Regions from separate parts of the Homo sapiens genome. Here all the other regions are linked to region 4. A link is a contact called in ENCODE Hi-C or POLR2A ChIA-PET data. All regions are on one chromosome and are shown on one strand. Each heading gives the region's core, a stretch centred on a gene start or an enhancer-like site at or near the end of the contact. The rest is flanking DNA. Distances are from core to core; before and after follow the strand shown.

Region 1 (3,280 bases), core at 428-2,927, 360 kb after region 4:
TCAAGCAATACTTGTGGGCAGTCAGAATTTTTAGATTTGCATATTAAGCACTTTCAAGTTATTTCAAATAAGGACATGTTTTAAATTGCTAACACGTTTATTCATGAATGAAGCCAAGAAGAATTTATAAATGCATTTTAATACCTTGCTGATAAAATAGTAACATTCCGTCTTTGCAATCTGATACGGAATACAGGAAGATACTGGTAAAGGCTTTGATGTGCATATCTATCATAACCAGGTAATGAGAACACACACGAACCACCTACTTTAGTGTTACACCATACCAACTTCTCAGAAAGGTCAGCTTCAAGCTCTACTGGGTAGCTGAGTAAATAGCGTCCAATGTTTAAAGACTGGGGAAGCGGGGAGAAAGATGAAAGGAGTAAGCAGCACACACTTCAAAGCCCACTTTTAAGCACACGACATTATGAATATTAAAAATAAAGGATGCAAACAAAAAAGGCAATTCAGCATTTTCAGAAAGAGCATTTGGCAATATTCAACGCATAAGGAGACTGTGCTTGGGGCCATCCACTCTCTCCAGCTTCTCAAAGTGTTTCCGGGCATTGCGAATGTTGATCAGAGTGGCCGCAGAAGGGATCGACGGATCTGACATGACCACCATCACGTACGTATTTGAGGTGAAGATGTCGATGAAAGCAGCGAAGTTGGAATTCCTAACTTCCATGCTCTGGAAGGAAGCGGCCAATTTACTGCAGCTCAGCTTGAACTGTTTGATGATGTTGCTGATCTTCTCAAACCGGTGGACGTCGCGCTGCTCTTTGCACTGGTAGTGGGAAATAACCAAGAATGTAGCTCTTTCGAACAGCAGAACTTCATCGGCCTCAATGATTTGGGCAAAATTCCTGAGGTTCATCTCCAGCTGCTGAACGTTGGGAATCAGCTGGTAGACGATGCTGGACCAGGCTTTGTAGAGCGTCTCATCCCAGATGGACGTTCGAAAACAAGCACACTCCAGCGGGCGAGACAGACGCCTCAGGTCTTCCTCTCGCTCTTTAAAAATCAGGTCACGCTGATCCTCCTGAACCAGATCCATTTTGTGCACCAGGCAGAAGATTTTGGCGTCAGGAGAGTTCTGGAGGATGGCCTCCAGACACGACTGGTAATAATGCATGTCCTTTTCCAGTTCGCGGCTCTCCACGTCAAACACGTAAATCAAAACTTCCACGTTACGGAAGATATTGTCTCGCTGGCTGGTGAAGTAATTTTCCATGAAGGTGTCCTGACCGCCACAGTCCCACAGGTTCAGCACCAGGTTCCCTAGGAATCGGACGTGGGAGTGTTCCACGTCAATGGTGGCCCCCAGGCGCCGGGTGTCGCGAGCAATGTAATTGGCGAAGATTATCGACCTCATGCTGGTCTTCCCCGACCCGCTCTTCCCCATCAGCAGCACCTTTTTCTTCATGGCTGTATTTGGCATCACCCGCCGGGGCACCGCGGACTGGGCCTGAGGGCGCGGCCTACACGCAGCGCCGAGGGAGGGGTCGGGGGCTGCCGGGGACTCGCAGGCCGCGCCTCGCTCCGCTCCGCCGCGCAGCTGGGCAGGCAGGAGAGTCGAGAGCGCGAACCCGGGGCTGGAGAGGCCGCGGACGGGCTGGCTCTTACTCAGATGGGAGCGCCCGCGGCTGTCAGTGGCAACGGCTCGGGAGATACGCTCGCTTTCCGGGAGGGAGCCGCTGCGTCCCCGCCACCACCCACTTCCGGCGGCGATCTCGCGAGAGCTCCCTCGCTCCGCCCTCCGTGCCCGACGAGCCTTGAAAAGCCGCTGCTCTAATGAAACCTAACCGGGGCGGCGTGAGCCCTAAGATGGAAGGGAAGCTCGAGGACTTCGGTCTTTTGTTCTGTTGCAGCTGGGTTTGCTGTTGCTAGGGGTACGTGTGTGGTTGGCCGGGGGAAATGCTGCCCTCTCGTGGCCAAAAAAAGCCCCAACCGCCACCACCACCGCAACTGGCTTTAGGAGCGAGGTGTGTCGGGCCGGTTTCCGCAGGGGCAGCCGACTGGTGAAGTGGAGGGAAAGCCTAACTTCCCAGTCCGCTTAGGCCTCCCCAGCTTGCCCGGCCCAGTGAGTACAAGGGCAGGGCAGATGGAGACTGTGCAGGCGCGGAAAGTGAGACTTGTAGGCAAGCGATTGCCTGTTGCTGCGCAGCTAGGTAATAGCAAGTCCCTCCTAGGAGACATCCTGGCTTCCAGTGGGTGCTTTTAATTCCTTTCTCACATCTGCTTTTCCGTAATCTCAGACTTTAGAATTTATAATTAGAATTCCAAAGCTCGAGGAAATGATAATGTGGAATCCCAGGCATTAGTTCCATCCTCACAGTAACCCTGTGAATTAATAACCCTATTTTCAAGTTAGGGAATCAAAGGTTAGAGAGGTTAAGTCACTTGACCAAGTTACACAGATACTAAATGATGAAATGGAATTTGGTTTTAGACAATCTTGCTGCGGTCTATTTGCCTAACAATAGGCTACCCTGTGCCCCTCTCAAAGCATAATATGATTCTGCTCTTGGTCTTCAAGTAGATGAGTGAATCAGTGTCGCCAGTATCGTTCATACAGAATGAATGAGAGTCATCAGGATACTGAAGCCTCTGTATCTACCTTAAAGTCCTTTTTTTTTCTTTTGAGACGGAGTCTCACTCTGTTGCCCAGGCTGGAGTGCAGTGGCGCGATCTCAGCTCACTGCAACCTACGCCTCCTGAGTTCAAGCGATTCTCCTGCCTCAGTCCCCCAAATAGCTGGGATTGTGGGCACCTGCCACCACGCCCGGCTAATTTTTGTATTTTTAGTGGAGACGGGGTTTCACTATGTTGGCCAGGCTGGTCTGGAACTCAAGCCAGCCACCTGCCTCGGCCTCCTAAAGTGTGGGATTACAGGCGTGAGCCACCGTGCCTGGCCTAAAGCCCTTATCAAAGTGTATACTGTACTGTACAAATTCAGGTATTCCATTCTTTCATTTATTCAAAAAATATTTTAATTCCTACTGTTAACGTGTGCAGTAAAAGAAGTTCAAAAATGGCCTTTGCTGTAGTTTATGGAAATCATAGAGTGAAATTCCATAATACAATATAGTATGTGGAAAATCTCCTCTCAATGTATTCAGTTTCATCTCCTTGGTGCTACCTCTTCTGGAGCCTTCTTATCTGATCGCCTTTCACCACCATTCTGGGGTTTCCCTTCCCCGTTCTTTCGAGTTGGGTATTCTTTTTCCTGATTTCACATCTTCTCATTTTTGGCTCATTTGGTGGAACACATGTT
Region 2 (2,500 bases), core at 1-2,500, 280 kb after region 4:
ACAAAACAACAACAACAAAAAAACACAACTGGGACTCAGATGACGTTTTAAGTTGTCTTTGAAAAACAATGCATAACCCTGCACGTATAAAGTTGCCTATGTCACATAACCCTAGGCAGCTGTCATTCTGGAGTGATCTGGAGTTAAGTTTTTTGTTTTCTTTTTCTTTTTTCTTTTCTTTTTTTTTTTTTAGACAGGGTCTCAGTCACTCAGGCTGGGGTGCAGTGGTACAGTGGCGCGATCTCGACTCATTGCAGCCTCGACCACCTGGGCTCAAAAGATTCTTTCACCTCAGCCACCCACCCGCCTGCCCCCAACCCCGCTAAACAGCCGGGACTAGCTGGGACTACAGGCGCGCGCCACCACGCTGGGCTGCTTTCTTTGTATTTTGAGAGAGACGGGGTTTCGCCATGTTGGCCAGGCTGGTGATTCGCTCGCCTCGGCCTCCCAAAGTGCTAGGATTACAGGCGTGAGCCACCGCGCCCAGCCGCCACAAAACTTTTAAAAGTTATTACTTCGCTAAAAATAACAGCGTAGAAGCCATTGTGCAGCGCCACGCGATCTCGGCTCACTGCAGCCTCGACCTCCCAGGCTCAAGCGATCCTCCCATCTTAGCCTCGCAGGTAGCTGGGGCCACAGGCGCACGACACCACGCTGGGCTATTTTTTAAAATAAAATAAAAATCTTCGCCAGGCTGGTCTCGAACTCCTAGGCTCGACAGATCCTCTCGCCTCAGCATCCCAAAGTGTTGTGATTACAGGCGTGAGCCACCGCTTCCATTTTTAGAGTTCTATTCTGAGGACTAACGCCGTTCAACAAGTTGGTGTGAATTTGTTTGCATTTTTCAAAACCCCAAAGCCGGCCTGGGCGCCATCCCCATTTGCCCCGGGCCTCTCAGGACCCCGACCACAGGCAGGACCCCGACCACAGGCAGCGCCCCGACTCCAGGCAGCGCCCCGACTCCAGGCAGGGCTACCTCCAACTCCCAGCCTCCCCAGGCCGGGCCCCCGCCCGGCTCCCGACAGGCTCCTCTCCCCGTGGCGGGGCCCCTCGCCCAGGCAGCACACCCTCTCAACCCGACCGGGCCCCCACCACTCTAGGAGGGCCGGCGTTGGGGGAGGGCGCCGGGACGTGCCCGAGGGTGACACTCGGGCTTGGGACAGGGCGTGCTGCCGCGGGTCACGTGCTGCGGAGGCTTGGGGAGGGGCGGCGAGGCGGGGTTTATAGCCCGGGCGCCCGCGGGCCCCACGCTTTGACCGGGTCGTGGCAGCCGGAGTCGTCTTCGGGACGCGCCTGCTCTTCGCCTTTCGCTGCAGTCCGTCGGTGAGTGCGCGCCCAGTGGGTGCCCCAGCGAACCGGTCCCGGGCCCCCAGCGGCGCCCAGTTGGGGTGGGGGGCTCCCCGGGGCCTTGGGACCGCTGCTCTGCTCCCCGCGGGGCTCAAAGGTGGACGGGACGCGGGGGTGATGGTCCGAGACCCCCCGCTCGCCTCGCGGCTTCCAGGTCCTGGCTGGGTAGGGGCGGTCTGCTGAACCCGCGCTTTCGACCCTTGCCTTTGTGCGTTGAGGCTTCTTTCCTGCCAACAGATTTAGGGCGATTGCTATCGAATGTCCCTTGGCCTGCTTGGGTGGTTGTGGGAAAACAATATTTGTCGAAGGGACATTATCGAAAGGGAAACGCGTTAGAAAACCGCATTTTTTTTTTGACGGAGTCTCGCTCTGTCGCCCAGGCTGGAGTGCAGTGACGCCATCTAGGCTCACTGCAACCTCCGCCTCCCGGGTTCAAGCGATTCTCCTGCCTCAGCCTCCAGAGCAGCTGGGATAACAGGCGCCCGCCACCACGCCCGGCTAATTTTTGTATTTTTAGAAGAGACGGGGTTTCACCACGTTGGTCAGGCTGGTCTTGAACTCCTGACATCAAGCAGTCCACCCCCCTCGGCCTCCCAAAGTGCTGGGATTACAGGCGTGAGCCACCGCGTCCGGCTTGGCTAGCATTTTTGTTAACAGATACTCGGAGAAACAAGAGAAGTATGTCAACAACTTTACTTCTCCCTCCTGAGTATTGCAAGTTTACACATAAGCTCTGAAACTTTGCCTCAAAAGAGGGAGTGGGGTTGTGTGGGTGTGGGTCTTTCAGGAGGGGGACCTGGAGAGCTGGAGAGAGGAAAGAAGTGCAGAAGACTACAGGGAGCTCACCCTGCATTTTTCTCTACTTGTAATCAGCATTTGCTTGGGTTGGGGAATGAATTTGGGAGAGTCTTATCCCGGTGTTCTGAAATAAGTCTCTTTTCTGCAGATTTCTTTCTCCAGGAAGAAAAATGGCATCCGTTGCAGTTGATCCACAACCGGTATGAATTTTGAGTAGCCTTTGTCTACTTTCTCTCCTTTTGTGTTTTGAGAGATTAATAAGCATACCCTCCCTACTTTGATTGCAGAGTGTGGTGACTCGGGTGGTCAACCTGCCCTTGGTGAGCTCCACGTATGACCTCATGTCCTCAGCCTA
Region 3 (3,373 bases), core at 743-3,242, 310 kb after region 4:
CTGTTTTTTCCGGCAACAATTTTACAGACTTTGACTCTTTTTGTCGACAGGAGTCAGAGATTTTTTTTTTGTGGCTGTTCTTTTGCTTTGAGAAGGGTCTTGCTCTGTCACTAGGCTGAAGTGCAGTCGTGCAATCACAGTTTACTGCAGCCTCAGCCTCCCAGGGCCCACGTGATTTTCCCACCTCAGCCTTCTGAGCAGCTGGACCACAGGCGTGCACCACCAGAATGGAGTCAGAGATCTTACAGATGACCTCCATAATGAAAAGCTATGGGTGATAGCATAAACTTCAAAAGGTGCTTTTAGGCTGGGCACGGTGGCTCATTCCTTGGGAGGTCAAGGTGGGCAGGTCGCTTGAGCCCAGGAGTTCGAGCCCAGCCTGGGCAACTTAGTGGCTTTTCTTTCTTTCTCTCTCTCTCTCTCCTCTTTTTTTTTTTTTTTTTTGAGACAGAGTCTCACTTTGTCGCCCAGGCTGGAATGCAGTGGAAGGATCTTGGCTCACTGCAACGTCTGCCTCCCGGGTTCAAGCGATTCTTCTGCCTCAGCCTCCCGAGTAGCTGAGCTGGGATTACAGGCATGCGCTACCACGCCCGGCTAATTTTGTATTTTTAGTAGAGACGGGGTTTCTACATGTTGGTCAGGCTGGTCTCGAACTCCCCACCTCAGGTGATCCGCCCACCTTGGCCTCCCAAAGTGCTGGGATTATAGGCGTGAGCCACTGTGCCCCGCCTCTCTCTCTTTTATTAAGGTGATTTTAGTGAGGCAGGAGACAATCATTGCCAGAGGTAGCAATGAGACTTAAAAGCAGGTTACCCAATCCACTTCCAGGCCCTGTTGTCAGTGGGGTTTGTGGTAGGCAACAGCTGTCAATTAAGACGACGGGCCGGGTGCGGTGGCTCACGCCTATAATCCCAGCACTTCGGGAGGCCGAGGAGGGCGGATCACGAGGTCAGGAGATCGAGACCATCCTGGCTAACAGGGTGAAACCCCGTCTCTACTAAAAATACAAAAAATTAGCCCGGCGTGGTGGTGGGAGCCTGTAGTCCCAGCTACTCGGGAGGCTGAGGCAGGAGAATGGCGTGAACCTGGGAGGCGGAGCTTGCAGTGAGCCGAGATTGCGCCACTGCACTCCAGCCTGGGAGACAGAGCTAGACTCCGTCTCAAAAAAAAAAAAAAAAAAAAAAAAAAAATTAAGAGGACTGCAGGCGGCCAGGCGCAGTGGCTCACGCCTGTAATCCCAGCACTTTGGGAGGCCAAGACCGGCAGATAACCTGAGGTCAGGAGTTCGAGACCAGCCAGCCAACATGGTGAAACCCCGTCTCCATTAAAAATACAAAAAAATTAGCCGGGCGTGGTGGCGGACACCTGTTAATCCCAGCTACTCGGGAGGCTGAGGCAGGAGAATCGCTTGAACCCGGGAGGCGGAGGTTGCAGTGAGCCGAAATCGCGTCACTGCACCCCAACTTGAGCAACAAGAGCGAAACCCCGTCTCAAAAAAAAAAAAAAAAAAAAAAAAGACTGCAGGACTGCAGGGGAGTATAGAGCCAGATTTCATTTAAAGCAGGAAAAGGAACATCCGGCATTTGAGGACATAGATTTCGCTAACGACAGAAATGAGGCTCAGAGATTACGTGACTTGATTAGAGTCACAGTGAGCATAGCGGAGGATGGAACCAATGCTTTAACTCTACACCGAGGCATAGTGCTCCATTTATGGCTTTTTTGTGACGTAACAACTAGGATACACAAGCAAATGGACCCCACTAACCAAGAATCAGAAACCCGAAGGCCCGAGGATCTGGGCACGACAGCGGTTAAGCAAGCGCAGAGCAAGTCGCTGGCCGCGCAATGCCCGGTGGGTCTTGCAGTTTCTTGGCTGGGCATGGCCGGAAGGGAGGAGAGAAGGACGCATTGCATGGCGGGAGATATAGTCTTTGCCGGAAGTCCCTCCTCCCTCGGACGCCTGGCGGCGCCGGCGCACACTGCTCTTCCTTAAGGGCGGGAGTCTCGGTTTGTGGTGGCTTCGCTGAGGCAGTGGTGGCCGCACTATACCGTTAGAAACTCAATTTCCCGGAGGTTGTGAGGCCCTTTGAGGCGAAATCGCTCTGGGCGTGAAAGGAGCAGGCGTTGGCAATGGAAGGACCACCGCGACCTCAGGCTGACCGTAGGGAGGGATCTTGAGGGCCCTCCGAGTCCCCTGGGCTTGCGCTTTCTTTCTTTGCAGCCACCGTGCCTACCGCGAGGATGAGCTCGGCCTCGGTCACCGCTTTCGAGAAGGAGCATCTCTGGATGTATCTGCAGGCGCTCGGCTTCGAGCCAGGCCCGGCAACCATTGCCTGCGGAAAGATCGTGTCGCACACGCACCTCGGAGTGTAAGGAGGCCGGGGCCGGCGGGGCGAGGGAGCCTGAACCGGGGGACGCCGGGGGACTCCCCCTTTTGTAGACCCCGGAGGTTGATTAATCAGAATTGGTTGAGCAGTTACTCTGTGCCAGGCATTGGCTCCAAAGTTCCTACTCCCAGTTGCTGCCAGCCTAGGGGCAGAGACAGACAGTAAATAATGCAAGAGTGCCGGAAGCGCTCTGTAGGGGAGTGCAAAAGTCTGCAGATGGGGAGAGTGCAAGACTGGAGGAGCAGCTTAACTCTGCCTATGTGGTGGAGGGGTGGTCTGTGAAGTAGTGGGAGGGATGGCGGGTGGTAGTGGAAGAGCATGGGAACCATATGTACAAAACACCTTTTGGACTCAAGGGAGCCTTTGAAGGTGGTTGTTTAATTTTATAATTTTTAATTTTTTAATTAGTAAGGCATGTTGGAGTTAGCATAAAACAACGGAGAAGGGTATTAAAAACAAATACCCTTTTAAGAAAAGTATGGAAAGTAAAAGCCCCTTCCCTACTTTTTCCACTTCTGTTTTATCAACTTTAGCCAGTATCTCTATTTAATCATTCCCACTGTAGGCCAAGAGGAATTCTTTTCTTTCATATGGAGTCTCCCTCTGTTGCCAGGCTGGAGTGCAGTGGCACGATCTCGGCTCACTGCACCCTCCAACTCCCTGGTTCAAGCGATTCTCCTGCCTCAGCCTCCCGAGTAGCTGGGATTACAGGCACTTGCCACCACGCCCAACCAATTTTTGTATCTTTAGTAGAGACGGGGTTTCACCATGTTGGCCAGGATGGTCTCGATCTCCTGAGCTCATGATCCACCTGCCTCGGCCTCCCAAAGTGCTGGGATTACAGGCGTGAGCCACCGTGCCCGGCCTCTATTTTTTTAAAGTATTATTATTTTAGAGACAGTAGCTAACCATGTTGCCCAGGCTGGTCTCAAAATTCCTGGGCTCAAGCAATCCTCCTGCTTCGGTCTTCCAAAGTGCTGGGA
Region 4 (3,479 bases), core at 206-2,705:
TGCTAGGAATACAGGTGTGAGCCACAACGCCCAGCCTTAGGTTTTCTTAAGGAACCAACCTAATCATAAAAAAAGGAGCAGGAGTGTTTGTGTGGAAGCCAGCCATGGATTTCAGCACTGAGGGAAGGAAGGGCCCAGACTTCTGGATTGTGGCCCCAGCCATGCCAGAAATGTGAGCATGACAGCTCCCTCCTCAAGAGCCCAGTTTTCTCATCAGATGAATAAAAGGACAGGGACTAGATCATCTGAGATTCCTGCAGGCAGTAAGCACCTGACTCCTGCTGAAGACATTCTCTCTAGCAAATCCAAAAGGAAAAGTCCTAAACAACAACCTCAAATTCACAATGACCCAAACCAGGAGTTCCTGTTTCCCTTGTTTGGGCGGTGAAAAGATAAGCCACAGAAATGACCACGCAAAGTCTCACATTCTGTACCAGGATTCTGAGCCATGGACATACACAAAATAAGAGGCATTTCCTCTCCCAGCTGCAACCCTTCCCTACCACAAGAACTAAAATCACACAGGATTCTGCAATGGGGAAGTTTCTGCTCACCCTTATCTAGGGACCTAGGCAAATCCAAAACCCGCACATTATCACTCCCAAACTTTCCTTTCATCCCTCAGACTTCAGAACTGGAGAAAGCACAGTCCTGGGGGAGTTGAATTAGCGGCTTGCACAAGACAGGACACTAAAGGCAAGAAAAAAAAACAAGTAGTAATTAACTTGATTCTGACCAAAAATAACTCGACCATTATAGGCATGTTCTTGGGGGTGGGGCAAGTCTGCCTGGTGGGAGTGACCCCAGCCGCGGGGACCTGCGGGGGGCGTGCTCTTCCCAGCACTCCGAGAGCAGGTATTCAGGGCAAAAAAGCACAATGCGACCCAAGTGCGTCACGCCACAGAGATCCCAGGGGAGGAAGAGACTTGTCCCGGCAGGTTCACCGCCCCCAGCTGACCCAAACAAGGAGAATGGGCTGACACAGACCCCTGGTTCCTGGACGCGTGGGGGCCAAACAAGACAATAGGACCATCACAAAACAAATGACAGCAGGAGGAAGATGAGCCCAGCTGTCGGGAATGGGGACAGGAGAGGAGGACAGATGGAGAACTGAAAGGAGCGCGCCGAGGAGGGGGTGTGGACTGACTCAGCCCCTGGAGAGAATGCCCCCAGATGCGCGCAGAGACCCACGTCCAGCTTCCAGACGCTGCGGCGCGGGAACAGCCCCCTCCCGCTGGCCCGCCTGCCTTCCCCGCTCCCGCGCCCCGCACCGTGTTGTAGAACTCGGCGATAGCAGGCACGATGGTGTAGTTGTCCTCGCACCAGTCCACCTCCGAGCTACCAGCCTGCAGCTGGTCCCACCAGTGCGGGGCGCCCATGGCCACTCCGGGGCATTGGAGCAGCTGCTCGCGCAGCTGAGAAGAGCCCAGAGCTGCTGCGGAGGCAAAACGCGGCGACAGCCAGCGGCGAAAGCGGCTTTATGAAGCACCGGGTAACCGCCGGATGTGCGCCTCCCAACTGGCCTCCCGCGCTCCGCCCCGCCTCGCCTCGCCTGCGGGAGGTTACTCGTTCGCAGACCCTCCCCGGCCCCTCCCCCTGGAAGCCACGCCCACCGTGGGGCGGGACCCGCGTGGAGGAGGGGTCCAGGGTGGGGCGCCTGGAGGCGGAGACCGGGCTCCAGACTCTTCCAGACTACCCAGCACCCGGCAGGTGGCCAGGGCCTCGATGGTGCTACCCACGCCTGCCCACGCCCATCTCCTGGCTCAGACTCGCAGCCTCCCCCGATTGAAGGAGCGCCAGAACTCTCCCTGGAAAAAAATTTAAAATAAAAAGAAACCCGGGAGGACCTGGACCTCTCTGGACCCAGAGTTTGCAGCGATTTTGCTGCGTCCGGCGTTGGACGCCAGTGCTTACACCAGAGAAGTGCCCTCAGTCCCTCCGAGGCCGGACGCCACTCGCTGCGGTCACTGTGGCAGGAAGACCTTCCCGGCTGCTGGAGCAGGTTGGGCCGCCCAGTCCCCGGGGGAGCACTTCTATTTAGAGTACGTTCCTGCCCTCCCTCCCCTTGGCTCCAGCGTTAAGGCTTAATCTAGCCTTCGATATGGGGACTTAGGCAAAGGGTCAAACGTCAGCCATCCCAAACTGCAGAGGATGTAGTGTGGCAGTTATGACATCTCCAAGATATCGAGGTTCAAGAGGTGATAGATAACATACACATGCCAGGTGCTGTCTGAAGAGTTTCCATGTATCACTCATTTAGTGTGCCCAGCAGAGACCCTGTGAGGGGCTTCTATTAGCAAGTGACAGAGCTGGAAATTCAATTCAGGCAAGATGTCCTCAGATCCAGTCATAACTACCTTCTTTTGCTTCTGTAACTGTTCTGCGGTTTGTAAATGAAAGCCAATCTGGTTCCCAGGATCCCTAGAGGAAAGCCACCCTCTGTGTGTATGTGGTGGCTCCCGTTCTCCTTCCTTGAAAGGTTGTAGGATTCTAGGTCAGGACAGCGGCAGAAGAGGCCCTGGGCAGCAGCCCATTGGTGACTGTCATTAGGACGTCTTGCTCGGACCCGCAGGGTATCCTAAAGGCCAGCAACTCCCCAGGGTCTGCCCTCTCTCTGGGCCTGACTGCCCAGCAGGACCCTGGGTGGTGCTTCAGTGTCCTCTGCACCAAGTGTTTGTCTGCCCACCAGTACCCACACAGCCATGTGCAAGTCCCCAGAGATCTCCATCACTGACAAAAACTGCAAGCCCCGCCGCCTCTCCTAGTCTCTAGAAAATCCAGGTTTGTCCCCCAGGGGCCAAACCACACTCCTCCTTTCATCTTTGTCCCAACCTCTATCCCTTCCTCCTGCTTTACGGGCAATTCCACTGCCCTCCAGAACCCAAGTAGAAGATACACTCTTACCTTCCCCTAGGGTTGATTTACCCAGACCTACAGGATACCCGGAGTGAGCTGGCCACCTAAGAAAGGCGGTTGAGGGCCGGGCGCGGTGGCTCATGCCTGTAATCCCAGCACTTTGGGAGGCCGAGGCAGGCGGATCACGAGGTCAGGAGATGGAGACCATCCTGGCTAACATGGTGAAACCCCGTCTCTACTTAAAAAAAGAATACAAAAAATTACCCGGGCGTCGTGGCGGGCGCCTGTAGTCCCAGCTACGCAGGAGGCTGAGGCAGGAGAATTGCGTGAACCCGGGAAGCGGAGCTTGCAGTGAGCCGAGATCGCGCCACTGCACTCCAGCCTGGGTGACAGAGCGAGATTCCATCTCAAAAACGAAGGGCGGTTGGGGTGGATGTTTCCCACAGCCACAGAAGAAAGATACATCAGTTAATTTCTGTGTCTCAAAATGCTACACCAACTGTTCAGCAATAGAATTTTCCCTGTAGTCAATATTTTACTTCTTCCAACAACAGTTTACTTGGAAATATATCCATATTCATCAAAATATAATGGTATTTTTAAAAAACCATTATTTTATATGC

Evidence for each region. Hi-C counts contacts between places; a loop is a spot of excess contacts on that map. ChIA-PET counts read pairs that join two places held with the same protein, here RNA polymerase II (POLR2A). Pooled maps may share reads with other maps.
Region 1: a map of CD8-positive, alpha-beta T cell shows a loop between it and region 4 (16-fold over the local background). The contact joins the promoter of RRAGA here to the promoter of ACER2 in region 4. A Hi-C loop is called at or near these places in 7 of 168 maps with a recorded cell type or tissue (B cell, CD4-positive, alpha-beta memory T cell, CD8-positive, alpha-beta T cell and 3 more), 7 of 37 single-sample maps with no recorded cell type and 22 of 50 pooled maps. POLR2A ChIA-PET finds 5 or more read pairs at or near these places in 7 of 52 experiments (CD4-positive, alpha-beta T cell, CD4-positive, alpha-beta memory T cell, H1 and 4 more).
Region 2: a map of naive thymus-derived CD4-positive, alpha-beta T cell shows a loop between it and region 4 (5-fold over the local background). The contact joins the promoter of PLIN2 here to the promoter of ACER2 in region 4. A Hi-C loop is called at or near these places in 1 of 168 maps with a recorded cell type or tissue (naive thymus-derived CD4-positive, alpha-beta T cell), 1 of 37 single-sample maps with no recorded cell type and 11 of 50 pooled maps. POLR2A ChIA-PET finds 5 or more read pairs at or near these places in 2 of 52 experiments (GM10248 and H1).
Region 3: a loop to region 4 is called in a map of naive thymus-derived CD4-positive, alpha-beta T cell, with 12 times the contacts of the local background. The contact joins the promoter of HAUS6 here to the promoter of ACER2 in region 4. A Hi-C loop is called at or near these places in 2 of 168 maps with a recorded cell type or tissue (both naive thymus-derived CD4-positive, alpha-beta T cell), 2 of 37 single-sample maps with no recorded cell type and 14 of 50 pooled maps. POLR2A ChIA-PET finds 5 or more read pairs at or near these places in 1 of 52 experiments (CD8-positive, alpha-beta memory T cell).

What each region holds. Positions count from the first base shown.
Region 1 is chr9:19,047,824-19,051,103 of GRCh38, reverse strand. RRAGA (Ras related GTP binding A) reads right to left here and starts at 1,677. Exons shown (of 1, transcript NM_006570.5): 1 at 79-1,677. The coding sequence starts at 1,444. The coding sequence ends at 503. It also overlaps a transcript of SAXO1 not described here. RefSeq lists a silencer at 1,419-1,608 and an enhancer at 1,216-1,737.
Region 2 is chr9:19,126,242-19,128,741 of GRCh38, reverse strand. PLIN2 (perilipin 2) reads left to right here and starts at 1,250. Exons shown (of 8, transcript NM_001122.4): 1 at 1,250-1,323; 2 at 2,294-2,345; 3 at 2,433-2,500. The coding sequence starts at 2,316. RefSeq lists a silencer at 912-1,471 and enhancers at 984-1,493, 1,494-2,004.
Region 3 is chr9:19,101,523-19,104,895 of GRCh38, reverse strand. It overlaps HAUS6 (HAUS augmin like complex subunit 6), which reads left to right and starts at 1,992. Exons shown (of 17, transcript NM_017645.5): 1 at 1,992-2,372. The coding sequence starts at 2,245. RefSeq lists an enhancer at 1,750-2,313.
Region 4 is chr9:19,406,985-19,410,463 of GRCh38, reverse strand. ACER2 (alkaline ceramidase 2) reads right to left here and starts at 1,455. Exons shown (of 6, transcript NM_001010887.3): 1 at 1,272-1,455. The coding sequence starts at 1,379. RefSeq lists enhancers at 1,210-1,359, 772-1,627, 1,628-2,485 and a silencer at 1,460-1,749.